Regions from separate parts of the Homo sapiens genome. Here region 1 is linked to region 2. Evidence: read pairs that join two places in POLR2A ChIA-PET (ENCODE). Cell type or tissue: MCF 10A. All regions are shown on one strand. Region 1 overlaps LEMD1 (LEM domain containing 1). Region 2 has its middle 15 kb from the start of TRK-TTT8-1.

Region 1 (8,000 bases), 91 kb after region 2:
TACAATGAACTCAAACAAATTTACAAGAAAAAAACAAACAACCCCATCAAAAAGTGGGCAAAGGATATGAACAGACACTTCTCAAAAGAAGACATTTATGCAGCCAAAAGACACATGAAAAAATGCTCATCATCACTGGCCATCAGAGAAATGCAAATCAAAACCACAATGAGATACCACCTCACAGCAGTTAGAATGGCAATCATTAAAAAGTCAGAAAACAACAGGTGCTGGAGAGGATGTGGAGAAATAGGAACACTTTTACACTCTTGGTAGGACTGTAAACTAGTTCAACCATTGTGGAAGTCAGTGTGGCGATTCCTCGGGGATCTAGGACTAGAAATACCATTTGACCCAGCCATCCCATTACTGGGTATATACCCAAAGGACTATAAATCATGCTGCTATAAAGACACATGCACACGTATGTTTATTGCGGCACTATTCACAATAGCAAAGACTTGGAACCAACCCAAATGTCCAACAATGATAGACTGGATTAAGAAAATGTGGCACATATACACCATGGAATACTATGCAGCCATAAAAAATGATGAGTTCATGTCCTTTGTAGGGACATGGGTGAAATTGGAAATCATCATTCTCAGTAAACTATCGCAAGGACAAAAAACCAAACACCACATGTTCTCACTCATAGATGGGAATTGAACAATGAGAACACATGGACACAGGAAGGGGAACATCACACTCTGGTGACTGTTGTGGGGTGGGGGGGGGGAGGGATAGCATTAGGAGATATACCTAATGCTAAATGACAAGTTAATGGGTGTAGCACACCAGCATGGCACATGTATACATATGTAACTAACCTGCACATTGTGCACATGTACCCTAGAACTTAAAGTATAATAATAATTTAAAAAAGGAAAAAAAAAGACAAAAATACTATAATAAAAGATGCTTCTATCACACCTATTACTCAGGAAATTACAAGGGCTTCAGGAGCTCTGTGCCAGGAGGGGGAACAGAAGACCAAGTGTATATTTCTTATTGTATCACATCACAAGGGTGAACCTCAAATTGGATTTGTCTGATTTTTCCTTTTGATTAGTATTAGAGGCCATGCGTTCTCGGCAGGAATTCTTTAGAAATGGCGCTGTGCTCTTCTCATTACATCGCCGTGGGACAAACAATGTCACTGTGTCCCACTGCTAGTAATGTTAACCTTAATTACCTGGAAAAGTTGGTGTTTGTCAGGCTTCTTGGCCAGGCATAGTGGCTCACGCCTGTAATCCCAACACTTTGGGAGGCCAAGGCAGGTGGATTGCTTGAGCTCAGGAGTTCAATAGTGGGCAACATAGTGAGACCTCTTCTCTACAAAAAAACATAAAAATTAGCTGGGCATGGTGGCACGTGCCCGTAGTCCCAGCTACCTGGGAGACTGAAGTGGGAGGATGGTTTGAGCCTGGGAGATTGAGGCTGCAGTGAGATTGCACCTTTGCACTCCAGTCTGGGTTGACAAAGCGACCCTGTGTCAAAACAAAATAAAACAAAAACCCCAAAACATTATTTTTGCCTTTGTAATTGAACAGCATTCTGTGGGGAGATATTCTGAAATGACACCAACATATTGTTCCTCACAGACCCTCACTCGTTAGCCTTAGCATCTGTAGAGCACTCTGCCTGAATCAGCTTCCACTGTGGTGATGGCCTATTGAGATTTTCTATTTCTATCAGTCCTTCTTCATTTATTAGTTGGCATTCTACTGTAAGAAGCATTTTCCTTTCTCCCTATTCATTCAATAACTCACTCACTCACTCATTCATTCATGTAAGTATGAATTCATTGATTTCTTTTCATCCAATGGGTTGTATCCACTGACATCACTATTTTCATACTCAAATCCTCCCAGATTTGGCTAGTAGGAGCCCCTTCAAGATAGATACTGTGTCCTTTGACATGTCCTCATCATTATTTGAGCACTTCCTTGGTTTCTGGCACAAAAGATGTTTCAGACTCATCTTATACTTTTCCTGCCCCAGGAGCCTTGATTCCTTTCACAAGATGTTTGGTGTTTCACAAGGTGTTTGGAAACCAAGATCTAGGCCTTCAGTGAGCACCTTTCTACTGGGTCTCATTGCTTCTAGGCCCTTTTCAGTGGACAGAGCTAGAAAATAAATGTATGTATCTGTATACGTATACACACATACATCTCTATTTTTATGTAAATTAAAAACTGTGAGTTTCTATTTATCTCCAATTGCAATCTAACAACCCAATGTTCTTTCTAATCATTCACTTTTATAAAATCACTTATCTGACAGTGATTCCATTATCCTCTGATTATAGATTCCATTAGCCTCACTGTGTGTACATTTTCACTTAGCTTTCTATTTTTTTTTTTTTTAGATGGAGTCTCGCTCTGTTGCCCAGGCTGGAGTGCAGTGGTGTGATCTCAGCTCACTGCAATCTCCACCTCCTGGATTCGAGTAATTCTCCTGCCTCAACCTCCCGAGTAGCTGGAACTACAGGCTTGCACCACCACACTCGGCTAATTTTTGTATTTTTAGTAGAGATGGGGTTTCACCATGTTGGCCAGGCTGGTCTTGAACTCCTGACCTCAGGTGATCCACCCGCCTTGGCCTCCCAAAGTGCTGGGATTACAAGCGTGAGTCACCACACTCAGCCTCAATTTTCTAATTTTCTCAGTGTAACTAATCACCCAGTCACAATAACCACTTTCTTCTCTGTATCACCCGTAACTATGTCCGTGACCACGGAACATACCAACACCCCCTTGCAGCCCCTACTACAAGAGAGCCCTCTTCCTTCCCCTCACTGTCCCTCTTCCTTGCCCCAGGGCACACTAATGTGTCCATGCTGGTCCCCCTACCCCTCCCACTGCTCTAATTCTTCTACTACCAGGCAGGCAGAAACCCTCCACAACCTCACCACTCCATTTCTTGGCCTCCAGGCATGCCAACACTTCTGTGTCCATGTCCCTTCTGCCTCTTTTCTTAGTGTGTAGAGCATACTGACACCCCAGGGGACGATAAGGAAGGGAAGGAAAACTTCACGTCTCATTTTTGCTTCCAAATTTTAAGTGTATTTCAATGTCTTTCTGCCAAAACTTTAATGGGATTTTAACTCTCTGTGCCTCAATTTCTATTGTTGCTTATGAGATACCTTGTAAGCCTACAATAGCATGTGCAGGGCCCACCCCAAAGGCTGCCACCAGCAGGCCTAGTGTATCATGGGAATATATATTAAAGGACTACCATTAAGTAGTGTGTGATTCAAGTTGTATATACAGGTTTTAGAAGACCTGATGTTAGACATCTCTCTGATAGTTTCTTAATTAATTGAAAAACTTCCTTATTCCCAGTAGTAGTTGTATATTCAAGTTGGGTCAAAGTGAAGAGAAAATTACATAGTGTCTGAACTACTTAATAAGCCCTTTCTTCTTACCTTTGACGTGTGCTAAGGGAGCTGCTAAATGCCATCTTTACAAGGAATGTAATTTAACATTCTTCCTGTAAAAATATTGACCTCCTGGTAGATATGATCAATATATCTTGATCTTATTGATGAAATGTTGATTTCTTTTCTGTGTAATAGAACCCAGTTTTTGAAATTCAAGAGCAGCAGGAGGAAATAGTGGAACCAAACACTGATTATAATGATTCCAAGATGATAATAAGGGTAAACTTACTTATTTTCATAAAACTGAGTTATGAGCAGTGGTGTTCTCCTGTAGAAAAAAATATGGATTTGTTTAGAAAACTCAGCTTTCTTTTCTTTTTCATCTAAGAATACACCAATATTGGCTTTAGCTAAATTATACTTTGCTTTGTGAGTAGGGATCTATGTCTTCATTTTAGGAAGAGGAGTTTCCTGTTGTACCTCCCATATGAGCACCCTTGAGTTATTTTTAATCTCTTGAGACTTGTCAGGGCTTCGTAAGCACTAGGCATTATTCATTACAATTCATGAGTCCAGGAATGATTTATTATAGATAATTTTTCTTCTTGAGACAGGGTCTCACTCTATCTCCCAGATTGAAGTGCAGTGGTGTGATCATAGCTCTCCATAGCCTCGACCTCCTGGGCTCAGACTTCTGAGCAGCTAAGACTACAGGTGTGTGCCACCACACCCTGCTAATTTTTACATTTTTTGTGGAGATGAGGTCTTGCTGTGTTGCCCAGCCTTCTTGGAGGAGACTATGTGATTTATCTCACAGATGAGGACACAGGCAGAAAGGGAATATGACTTGCCCAAGACCACATAGAGGATTAGAGGAAAATTGGAAATAGAAATCTAGTGGCCTAATTTCCATTCTGTTGCCCTCTCCATTATATCAAAAGGCCACAGGGGAGGAAAAAAAGACCAGGCACCTGAGTGATGAAATAGCTCCCCTCAGTGTCCTTTCCATGGTATTACAGAAGGACTCGGGACATCTGTTTTCCCGCGGAAGCAAAGGCTCGTCTTTCTGATGATTGCTACGTAGTGAGAGTCCATGGGAGGCACTTCTTGGTGAACCTTCCAATCACAAACTAAAACCATGGCACAGAAATCAGCACAGTTAGAAATGGGCTGACATATGCAGATTGGTAGCTGGAATTTGCCCAAGTGGGGAGGAAAAAACTGTGTCTGAAAATCTTTTAAAATAAAATACATTATGCATATGAAAAGGAATAAAGAATTACGTAATGAGAAGTTGGATTCCCACCCAAAAGATTGAAAAATAAATCATTGCTGAATCAGCTGAAGCCCCCAGTGTATCCCTCTTGGGACATCTTCCTTTTCCCCCATGGCAACCACTAACCTGAATTTTCTACTTATCCTTCTTTCCCTTTTCTTTATAGCATCCACAAACTTTAGTTCAGTTTTTCATGATTTTGTATTTCATTTAAATGATATTATACTGCAGGTTTTCTTCTGCAGCTTCCCTTACCATGCAGCATCATGCTGTGAGCTTACATGGTCATTATTGGTAGCTTTAGTTCATTTATTTTCACTGCTATATAGAATTATTGGAGAAGTATTTTTATTCATTCCCTATTTGTTGGACATTTGGATCATTTTCAAATTTTTCTAACACAAACAATGCTGTTACAAACTTTGTGGTACAGGACCCAGTGTTTATATGTGTAAGAATTTTTTTTTCTGATTGCATGAATGTACCTACAAGTAGGACTGCTGAATGGAAGGGGTCTACACATGTTCAACTTAAGAGATTATATTAAATTGCTCTACAACATGGTTGCACCATTTTTTGCTTCCCCCAGTAATATATTAAGAACTCCAGGGGCTGGGCATGGTAGCTAATGCCTATTATCCCAGCACTTTGAGAGTCCAAGGTGGAAGGAGTTCAAATAAGGAGTTCAAGACCAGCCTGGGTAACATAGCAAGACCCTGTCTCTAAAAATAAAATTTAAGAAAACAATCAGCTGAGCATAGTGGTGCCCAGCTGCAATCCTTGCTTATCAGGAGACTGAGGCAGGAGGATGGCTTGAGCCTGGGAGTTCAAGGCTACAATGAGCTTTGATCCTGCCACTGCATTCTAGCCTGGGCGACAGAGCAAGATCCTGTCTTAAAAAAAAAACAAATGCTCCATTGTTCTAAATCTTCTTCAGAATTTAGCGTTGCTAGATTTATTTTTGTCAGTGTGGTGGGTGTAAGATGGTATTTTATTATTGCAATTTTTATGTATTTTATTATTAATAAGTTTGGGCATCTTTTCACATTTATTGGTCATTTGTGTTTTCTCATCTGTGAAATGCCTATTCATGTCTTTTGCCCATTTTTTATTAGGTTGTTTACCTTTTTCTTTTTAATTTATAGAAGCTCGTTATATATTGTGGTTACCAATCTTTTGCTAGCTATATGTGTAGCACGTATCTTCCAGTAGTTTTGGTTTGTCTTTTTACTCTCTTCTTGGTGCCTTTTAAAAATTAGATGTGCTAATATTTGTAGTTTTTATTTTGAAGCAATTTCTTTCTCTTTTTTTTCTTTTTTTTTTTTTTGAGACAGAATTTCGCTCTTGTTGCCCAGGCTACATTGCAATGGCATGATCTTGGCTCACCGCAACATCCATCTCCCAGGTTCAAGCAATTCTCCTGGCTCAGCCTCCTGAGTAGCTGGGATTACAGGCATGCACCACCAAACCTGGCTAATTTTGTATTTTTAGTAGAGACAGGGTTTCTCCATGTTGGTCAGGCTGGTCTCAAACTCCCAACCTCAGATGATCCGCCCACCTCAGCCTCCCAAAGTGCTGGGATTACAGGCATGAGCCACCATGGCCAGCCTATTTTGAAATAATTTCAAAATTACAGAAAGTTTCCAACAAAGAATTCTTACGTGGTCATGTTGAATCTAACCATACCCAAATTTACAGGTGGTTAAGATTTTTCCATCGGTGTTTTACAATTTTATCTATCTTTTTTCCTTGCCCTATTTCAGATCCAACTGCAGACATCATGTTTTTTTGACCTCTGCCCAAAATTTCAGTATGTATTTCCTTAGAATAAAGACATAATATCACTTATATAATCACAGTACAATGACAAGAATCAAGATTTTTAAAAACTGAGATGACATTTACACAATATAAAATTAACTTTTTTTTTTTTTTGAGAAGGAGTCTCACTGTGTCACCCAGGCTGTAGTGCAGTAGGGCGATCTCGGCTCACTGCAACCTCTGCCTCCCTGGTTCAAGCGATTCTCCTGTCTCAGCCTCCAGAGTAGTTGGGATTACAGGTGCACGTCACCACACCCGGCTAATTTTTGTATTTTTAGTAGAGACAGGGTTTCACCACGTTGGTCAGGTTGGTCTCAAACTCCTGACCTCGTGATCTGCCTGTCTCGGCCTCCCAAGGTGCTGAGATTACAGGCATGAGCGAGACTGGGTCTCAAAATAAAATAAATAAATCAATAGGCCAGACTTGGTGGCTCATGCCTGTAATCCCAGCACTTTGGGAGGCCAAGGCGGGTGGATCACCTGAGGTCAGAAGTTCGAGTCCAGCCCAGCCAACATGGCAAAACTTCATCTCTACTAAAAATACAAAAATTAGCTGGGTTTGGTGGTGGGCACCTGTAATCCCAGCTACTTGGGAGGCTGAGGCATGAGAATTGCTTGAACTCGGGAGGTGGAGGTTGTGGTGAGCCGAGATTGTGCCATTGCACTCCAGCCTGGGCAACAAGAGGGAAACTCCATCTCAAAAAATTAATTAATTAATTAATTAATTAATTAAATAAACAAATAATACAGTTCACAATCCAGTGGCATCTAGTACATTCAAAATGCTGTGAAACCACCACCTCTATTTTAGTTCCAAAACATTTTTGTCACCCTAAAATAAAACCAATACCCATTAAGCGGTTACCCGCCAGTCGCTCTACCCCCCACCCCACCCCACCCCACCCCTGCAGCAGCTATTAATCTGCTGTTTTAATGGATTTACTTCTTCTGGAGATTTCACATAAATGGAATCATTCAATGTGTGATGTTTTGTGTTTCACTTCTTTCGCTTCATATAAGGTTTTTGAGGTTCATCTATGTTGTCCATGTATTTGCGTCAGCACTTCATTCCTTTTTATGGCTGAATTATATTCCATTATATGTATATACCACAATTTGTTTATTCATTCATCCATTGATGGACATTTGGGTTGTTTCTACCTTTTGGCTGTTGTGAACAGTGCCACTATGAACATTCATGTTCAAGTATTTGAGTACCTGATTTCCATTTTTTTTTTTTTTTTGGCTAGGTACCTAGGAGTGGAATTGCTGGGTCATATAATAATTCTATATCTGACTTTCGGAGAAAGTACCAAACTGTGTTCCGCAGTGGCTGGGCCATTTTACGTTACCACTAACAATGTATGAGGTTTGCAGTTTCTACACATCCTTGCTAACACTTGCTATTTTCCTTTTTTTTTTTTTAAGACAGAGTCTCTCTCTGTCACCCAGTCTGGAGTGCAGTGGCACGATCTCGGCTCACTGCAACCTCTGCCTCTTGGGTTCAAGGGATTCTCC
Region 2 (8,000 bases):
AGTTACCAGGGCCTCCCGGGAATGCAAGCTGAGTGATAGGGCAGTTATCAGGCCTGTTCAGCTCAGACACCCCTGAATGATCAGCGAGACTCAGGGGCCCACACCCACATGAACAGGTATATCCAACCAAAATGCACCTGAGTGTGTCAGTTACTACCAGGTGCCACTATCTGAGTGGCCAGGCAGTGGTACCTGGCAAGTTTACCTGGTACAATACCTGAATATATCAAGCTGCCTCCAAATCAGACCATTATGCCAAATGTCCTGGCAAGAAAGACATACTCCAGGGGGCCAGCTCCTCCAGGGGCCAGCCTAGCTCTGCAGGTTGGTATCTGGCAGTACCTGGTGTAGCCAGGGAAACAAAGGGATTTGTCAGCTGGAATCTGTACTTCCCCAGGCCTACTATTTGCTCCAGGAGCTCTCCCGTGGGTCCCCCGGGGCACTGATATTTCTCAGCATGTCTTCCCTAGGATCCCAGCCATTCATGATCCCACAACTGACTTTGCTCTTAGTCAAACAGCTGGTGACTGAACCTGATCCAATATTTACTCCTGGAAAGAGGGCAAAGGGGCAGGTGTCACTCCAGGCAGCCTGGAACTGCAGTTGGCTGGGTCTGGGGGAAGGGAGGGGAGGGTTTGCTATTTTCTCTGGTGCCAGAGGCTTTCTCAGACCTTAGGTATTCCCCACCTAACCATCTGCCTCCTCTTCCTGACATGGGCTGGGGAGGGGACTGGAAGGGAGCTTTGTCCCCAGGGAACTGTCCCTGAGAGGGGTGAAGCCAAGTAGATGAGGAACCTCAGCCGGGAGGTGAGAAACCCAGACCACCAGCTTGAGAGGACAAGGAGCCTCCCCAGCGGGGGGCTTGCAGGGAAAGGAGGCTGTCCTGCAGGAAGGGGCAGCCTGCAGGATGCCTGCAGGTTTCCCTGAAAGGGGATGGGGAAGAGGAAAGACTGGGGACTGGAGTGAGACCCTCAGTGAGGAATGGAAGCAGGTGGTCCATGAGTACCAGGGCTGGGGCTGCCGCCTCAGAAAGGAGTCAGGCCACGGCCACTCCAGAAATCTGGTGAATCCAGAAAGTTGGTGATTTCCCCACCCTTGGCATTGTAATGGAATTCTCCCTGGTGTGATTAGCAATGAATCTTGGAACTCAAAGTGTGATTTCAGGGAGAGGCAGCCAGGAGCTCTCCCTTACCAGTGCGGCCTCGGGGAGAAGCCCTAGGGACAGTGAATTTGGGGTGCTTCAAAAGCAGCAGGCCCAGGTGGGGTGGGGCTTGCTGAGGAGAGAGGGTGGGGGCAGGGAGGGGGCAGTGGTGTGCTGTCCTGAGGAGAACGGGCTTTGCTATGCACCTACTGTGTGTCAGGCACCTTATATACCAGACTACAGTGAATCTTCAGGACAACACGAAGTCACTGTTGTTAGCCAGTTTTACAGATGAGCAAACTGAGGCTCACAGAGGTTATGTGACTTTCCTAGTCACTCAGTGTGAGGCAGAGCATCCAGGTATGAGTCCCAAGCATGTGTGCCTTTTGTAACAGCTCCAGACCCAGGGAGATTCCAGACCCAGGGAGGGATGCCAGCAGCCTAGCACGGGGCAAGTCAAACTCGGGAGGGTGTCTCTGCCACACCTCAGTGTGCCCATCCTCTGGTGCATGCCTGCTTCCTGGCAGCCCCCAAAGACTCTGAATCAGAGGCAGCGCCGCTCAAGAGAGGACATAGGCTCTGAACTCGGAAGACTCTGGATTCCGATGCTACTCATGAGCAGATGTGACCTTGGGCAAGCCATCCACAAAGAGAACCTCGTCACGCCTTCATCTAAGGTTGTTTCATAATTAAATGAGATAATGCATATAAAACATCTGGCACGGACCACATGTGGTGGCTCACGCCTGTAATCCCAGCAATTTGGGAAGCTGAATGGGGAGGATCACTTGAGCCCAGGAATTCAGGACCAGTCTGGGCAACATGGTGAGACTCTGTCCCTACAAAAAATTTAAAAATTAGCCAGGCATGATGACACGTGTCTGTAGTCCCAGCTACATGGGAGGCTGAGGTGGGAGGATCACTTGAACCGCGGAGGTCAAGTCTGCAGTGAGCCGTGATTGTGCCACTGAACTCCAGCCTGGGTGACGGAGTGAGATTCTGTCTCAAAAAATAAATTCATTAATTAATTTAATTAAATAAAAAACTTGGCACATAGTAGGTGCTTAAGAAATGATAGTTCTCTGCAGGGCTGGCTTCCATGGGCACGCATCATGCAGTCTATCAGGTCCTGTTCTCAGAAGGGCCCCACACTCAGAGGGCCTCCTGCTTGTTTTAATGCTTTATTGTTCTCTTGTTTAAATTCTTAATACTTTTTCAACAAGGAGCCTTGCATTTTCATTTTGCATCAGATCCTGCAAATTATCTAGCCCATCTGGGTTATTGGTGTGGGTTTAGTTCCTTGAATCCAGAAAGGACTACCTGTGACCCACACTATGAAACAAGCCACCATTTCATCATTTCGTGATTTTGTCTGCCCAGGAAATGCTTCTCTGCTTATCCTCCGTGCATCTAGCTGTTGCTTATAAGAAATCAGAGTGAGCCAGACAGAACCACAACTCTCCTTCGGCCCCCAGCACCTCCAGGGAGATGAAAGCAGATCATACCCCTGCTTGTTCTGAGGAGAGGGACTTTTGAGGGAGAATCTTGAGCCCTGGTTTCTGGCAATGAAGGGTGGTCTCCCTGATGCCACCAGCCCAACAGCAAGATACTAAATGCCTCACAAGGTTGGAGGCCCCCAGCTCCCAGGGACTCACATCTTCCACCGGGGCCCAGCAGTGTGCTGTGGCCCCTCCCCGCCCACTAGGGTGAGGGCTGTAGGCCGGGGCAGACACAGAGCTCTGAGCAGCAATGTCAGGAAATGATCACCTTGGGAGGCGTTCCAGGAGCTGGAGCTCAGCCCACCACCTCCCTCCACTACAGCCTGCGTGGAAACATCTGACCTCCACAGTGCCTGCCCCTTACCTGTTCTCAGACTCCTATTCCCAGGGGCCCAGGCGTTTGCTAAATTGGCAGTTTTGACCCATCCACTGACCCCTGAGAAGCATCGCTATAGGGGAAATGAAAATCGGGAGGCTGTCTGTCTTCTCTTTCTTTCTCTCTCTGTCTCTCAAAAGACGATTTAAGCCATTTCTAGGTCTAGCAGCCTTTTGCAAGGACACTGGAGTTGGGGGGTGGTGATGAGGGAGAGGACAGTGGAAGAGGAGGCTGAGGTGCAGCTGCAGGACTTGGGGAGGAGAATCATAGGCTGACTCAAAGATTATGAAATATCTCAGCTAGAAGAGACCTTTGAGAAATTGAGGTCAGAGAGGGAAAGTAAGTTGCCCAAAGTCACAGAGCCAGGACTGGAACATGGGTAACCTAATGCCCAGCCCAGGGGTCTTTCCACTTCACCATTTGACTTCAGGATCAGGGACAAACTGGAGGGGTGAGGGAAGAAGAGAGACTTCACCCCTGTCCACCTGCACCACACACACACACACACACACACACACACACATACACACATTTAGATTTATTCTAGATCCAGTTCCTCCTGGACACTGAGGTGTTAAACCCTAGTCAGGTAAAAAGAACATCAAGGTAAGGAGGTATGTGGCTCTGACCCTACCCTTCCATTGGCATGGCCTCTGAAGTCTGAGGTTCCTGGAATGGCATGGTGTGGTACGTGTCTGCCAGGACCCTTCTCCCAACAGCTGATCTTACGTGACTGGTACCTTTCTGAGTCCCAGACTTAGATCTTGGGGCCTCTTCATAGGAAAGAGGGACTTGGAGGGTTTCCCATTCAGGGATGATTTAAAAGATAATAATATTAGTAGCTAGTATTTATAAGCACATTATATGTGCCAAGTGCTGTTCTAAAAACTTTTCTTATATCAACTAATCTAATATTCACACAACCGTTGGAGATAGATACTATCATTACCCCTATTTTATAGTCAAAGAAATGGAAACACAGACAGGTTAGATAGATTGCCCAAGCCTACACAGCTAGTAAACAGTAGAACTGGGATTTGAACCTAGATACCCTACCCTTTGGGCTCCTAGTTAAGTGCTTCTCGCAATGTAACATCTTGATCCCCATCCAGTGAGGTTTTTGTTTTTGCTTTTGTTTGGAGACAGGAGATCTTGTTCTGTTGCCCAGGCTGGAGTGCAGTGGTATGAACACGGCTCACTGCAACCTCACCCTCCTGGGCTCAAGTGATCCTCCTGCCTCAGCCTCCCAAGTCCCAAGTAGCTGGGAACACAGGTGCACACCACCACACCTGGCTAATTTAAAAAAAAAATTTTGTAGAGACATGGTCTCACCATGTCGCTCAGGCAGGTCTTGAACACCTAGACTCAGGCGGTCTGCCCATCTCAGCCTCCCAAATTGCTGGGATTACAGGTGCGAGCCGCAGAGCCTAGCCTCCAGTGAGTTTTTAGTTGAAAGCTACACATAGTTCTACTTCCGTCTGATTCATCTCCATCTACCTCATCCCTCACTCCCCACACCACCTAGGTGCCAGGCACCACTGCCCAACTAGGAAGTAAATCTGAAGTTTGGGAGATCTGCTTCTCTCTCCTGAGTGCCCCTTTCCTGCCCCTCAGAACACCCCTTAGTGGCATATACTGCCACCTCCTGGCCACCAAAGGTTAAGACTGACCCTGTGTGCGTATTTCAGGACTCTGTCCCTGGTACTCAACTTCTCTCTGGATGATGACATCCTCGCCACAGCTACGTGACCACCTATAGCAAGCTAGTCCAGCCTGCAGCCGGTGGGCTGCATGTGGCCCAGGATGGCTTTGAATGTGGCCTAATACAAATTCATAGGCTTTCTTAAAACATTATGAGATTTTTAAAACCTCATCAGCTATTGTTAGTATATTTTCTATGTAGCCCAAGACAGTTCTTCTTCCAATGTAGCCCAGGGAAGCAAAAAGATTGGATAACCCTGATCTATACTCTGTTGATTCCCAAATGTTTATCTCTCTCTGTTTTTAAGAGTCTCGCTCTGTTGCCCAGGTTGAAGTGCAGTGGTGCGATCTCGGCTCACTGCAACATCCACCTCCCAGGTTCGAGTGATTCTTGTGCCTCAGCCTCCCAAGTAGCTGGGGTTACAGGTGCGTGCCACCACGCCCGGCTAATTTTTGTATTTTTTAGTAGATACAGGGTTTCACCATGTTGGCCAGGCTAGTCTCAAACTCCTGACCTCAATGGATCCACCTGCCTCGGCCTCCCAACGTGCTGGGTTTACAGGCATGAGCCACTGTGCCAGGCCCCAAATGTTGATCTCTTTAGAGATCCAGGTCTATCCTGATGCAAATGCAAATGGCTCGAGCCCTCCAGTACCTGTAACTTCCCTCAAGTCACAGGGCTACAAAACGCAGAGCTGGAACCAGACCCCGGGGCACCTGGATACTTACTCAGTGCTCACATCACAGCACCACACTGCTTCTCCAACACTAGCATGAAACATGGACACAATGAGTGCCCAGAGAGGGAAAGGATAAAGATCACATGCTGGCTGGTGGGAGAGTCAGGATTTAGATCCAAGTTAGAGCGGTGGCAAAACAAGTCTGCTTTCTCTAGCGTGCCATGTCTGTTCTGCGGGTTTGCAGAAGGCAAATAGCTCTTTTTTTCTTTCTTTTTTTTTTTTCTGAGACAGAGTCTCACTCTGTTACCCAGGCTGGAGTGCAATGGCACAACCCTGGCTCACTGCAACCTCCGCCTCCCAGGTTCAAGCGATTCTCATGCCTCAGCCTCCCAAGTAGCTGGCGTTACAGGCGTCCACCACCAGGCCTGGCTAATTTTTTTTTGTATTTTTAGTAGAGATGGGGTTTCGCCATGTTGGCCAGGCTGGTCTTGAACTCCTGACCTCAGGTGATCCACCTGCCTTGGCCTCCCAAAGTGTTGGGGTTACAGGTGTGAGCCACTGTTTTAAGAGCAAATGGCTCTTAAAACACACAGATGTTGAGGTGAGGTGTGAGGCAAGCTGAAGGATGGGTGACCGTCGGTGGTCGGAAAAGTCTTTGTGGCTGAGGAGTGAGGGCAAAGGGGCATGTGCTGGCACTTCCTGCGGCCGACTGTGACAATGGAATGAAAAGTCCCCTGGAAGGGAGGACAGAGAGTTGAGGGCAGGACCTTGGGTTCTGGCATCACAGAGGGCACTGGAAGAAGAAATGGAACAAGGGAAAGGGACTTGAAACAGTCACACGAGAGGAGCTGAAGTATCAATACTTCAGAGATGGACTCCTGCATCTTAGGGCAGGGATCGGGAAATCACTGCCTGCCTCTGTTTTTGGACCGCCTGAAAGCTAAGAATGGTTTTTACTTTCTTACACGGCTGAAAAAAAAATCCAAAAAGAAAAACAATCTTTCATGACACATGACAATTTATAAAAACTGGAATTCTAGTGTCTATAAATAAAGTTTTATTGGAACGCTGCCGTGCTCATTCACTTATGCATTGTCTGTGACTGCTTCCTGCTACAACGGCAGAGTTGAGTAGCTGCAACAGAAACCACAGGGCCCACAAAGCTTAAAATGTTTATTATCCCACCCTTTACAGAAAAGCTTGCCAACCCTACCTCAGAGGATAAGGGTCATGGGCCACAGGTTTGGCCCCCATGTTGGAAGGGAAGTTCAAGCTGCAGACAGAGACAGAGGGGAAGGGGGTGGGTTTTCAGGAGGCCTTTGTCAGAACACCAGCTGTCCTGATTTTCTTTTCTTTCTTTCTTTTTTCTCTTTTTTTTTTATTTTGAGATGGGGCCTCACTATGTTGCCCAGGCTGGTCTCGAACTCCTGGGCATAAGCGATCCTCCTGCCTCGGCCTCGCCTCTCAAAGTGCTGGGATTATAGGCATCAGCCACCGTGCCTGGCTTTCTTGACAATGAGCCCACATCCTCCACACCCCCGGCTCCATGAGACCTGGCCTAGAGGGACTCAGACCCCCACTCCACACACACTCTGGTGTGGAGAGGAAGCCCAGCCCCAACATTATGGCTTTGAGTGATTCCATACCCTCTAAGCCTTAGGATCCACCTCTGTAAGATGAGAATAATAATGCAAACCTTGAAAGGTTGTTGAGAATTCCAAAAGATAACAAAGTTCATGCCACAGTTGTTGGTGCCAGATGGCGTTCTGCAATCTGTAGATCTTGCTGCTGTTAGGCCAGGCAGCCCGCAGCCAGCTTCTGAAGCCCGCAGGCTTCAGAAGTGGGTGCACCTCCTAACTATGTCCACTAGAGGGCAGGAAGTCCCTGCTGGCGGCCAGGAGGGTGTCAGATGGAGCTGGTCCGCAGGTCCCCCTTCCTGGGGAGAGGTGCCCTCCCCTGCTGTTTACAACCCTGGCCTTTGATCAGCTTCTGTTCTCCCCATGGCCTGCTGAGGGCCAGACGGGTGCACAGCCTCCCGCTGGGGGCGGGCCAGGCTTCCTTCTTGCCCTTTCGCCTCTCCCACTGGCAGGCCAGACTGAGGCCAGGCCACTGGATACACACTCCTTGGCCAGTCTATTTGCAGAGTTTTGCAAAGCCCTTCCATGCACATTGCCTTATGTGCTCCTCCAACAGCCCAGGGATGCAGGCAGAGCAGGTAACATGATACCCCTTCATCGAGGTGAGGAAACCAAAGCTCAGAGAGGCTAAGTGACTTCTCCAAGATCCCACGGCGGGTGAGCAGGGTGGCTGGGATCGTAGCTGGTGTCTTCTCCTCCTCCTCCTCCTCCTCCTCCTCCTCCTCCTTCTTCTCCTTCTTCTCCTTCTTCTCCCTCTCCTTCTCCTTCTCCTCCTCCTTCTTCTTCTCCTTCTCCTCCTCCTCCTTCTTCTTCTTCTCCTTCTTCTCCTCCCTCTCCTGCTCCTTCTCCTTCTCCTCCTCTTCCTCCTTCTTCTTCTCCTTCTTCTTCCTTTTTTTTTTTTTTTTTTTTTGAGACATAGTTTCACTTTTGTTGCCCAGGCTGGAGTGCAATGGCCTGATCTCGGCT

The links. ChIA-PET counts read pairs that join two places held together with the same protein. Peaks named below come from ENCODE experiments on the same cell type or tissue, not always from the same donor. Only the 100,000 strongest peaks of a DNase experiment are listed, where the experiment ranks them.
Region 1: POLR2A ChIA-PET joins it to region 2 with 13 read pairs; 11 of 35 experiments call an interaction of 5 or more read pairs at or near these places.

The regions. Positions count from the first base shown.
Region 1 is chr1:205,393,583-205,401,582 of GRCh38, reverse strand. The region is part of intron 4 of LEMD1 (LEM domain containing 1); the gene reads left to right. Among named protein-coding and RNA genes, the nearest start is that of LEMD1-AS1, 24 kb to the right of the region's middle. In MCF 10A, a CTCF peak has its summit at 4,369; a DNase peak (open chromatin) is centred at 4,382.
Region 2 is chr1:205,484,950-205,492,949 of GRCh38, reverse strand. No RefSeq gene overlaps it. Among named protein-coding and RNA genes, the nearest start is that of TRK-TTT8-1, 15 kb to the right of the region's middle. RefSeq lists an enhancer at 1,466-2,117. In MCF 10A, CTCF peaks have their summits at 4,639 (motif pointing left) and 7,259 (motif pointing right); DNase peaks (open chromatin) are centred at 4,669 and 7,269.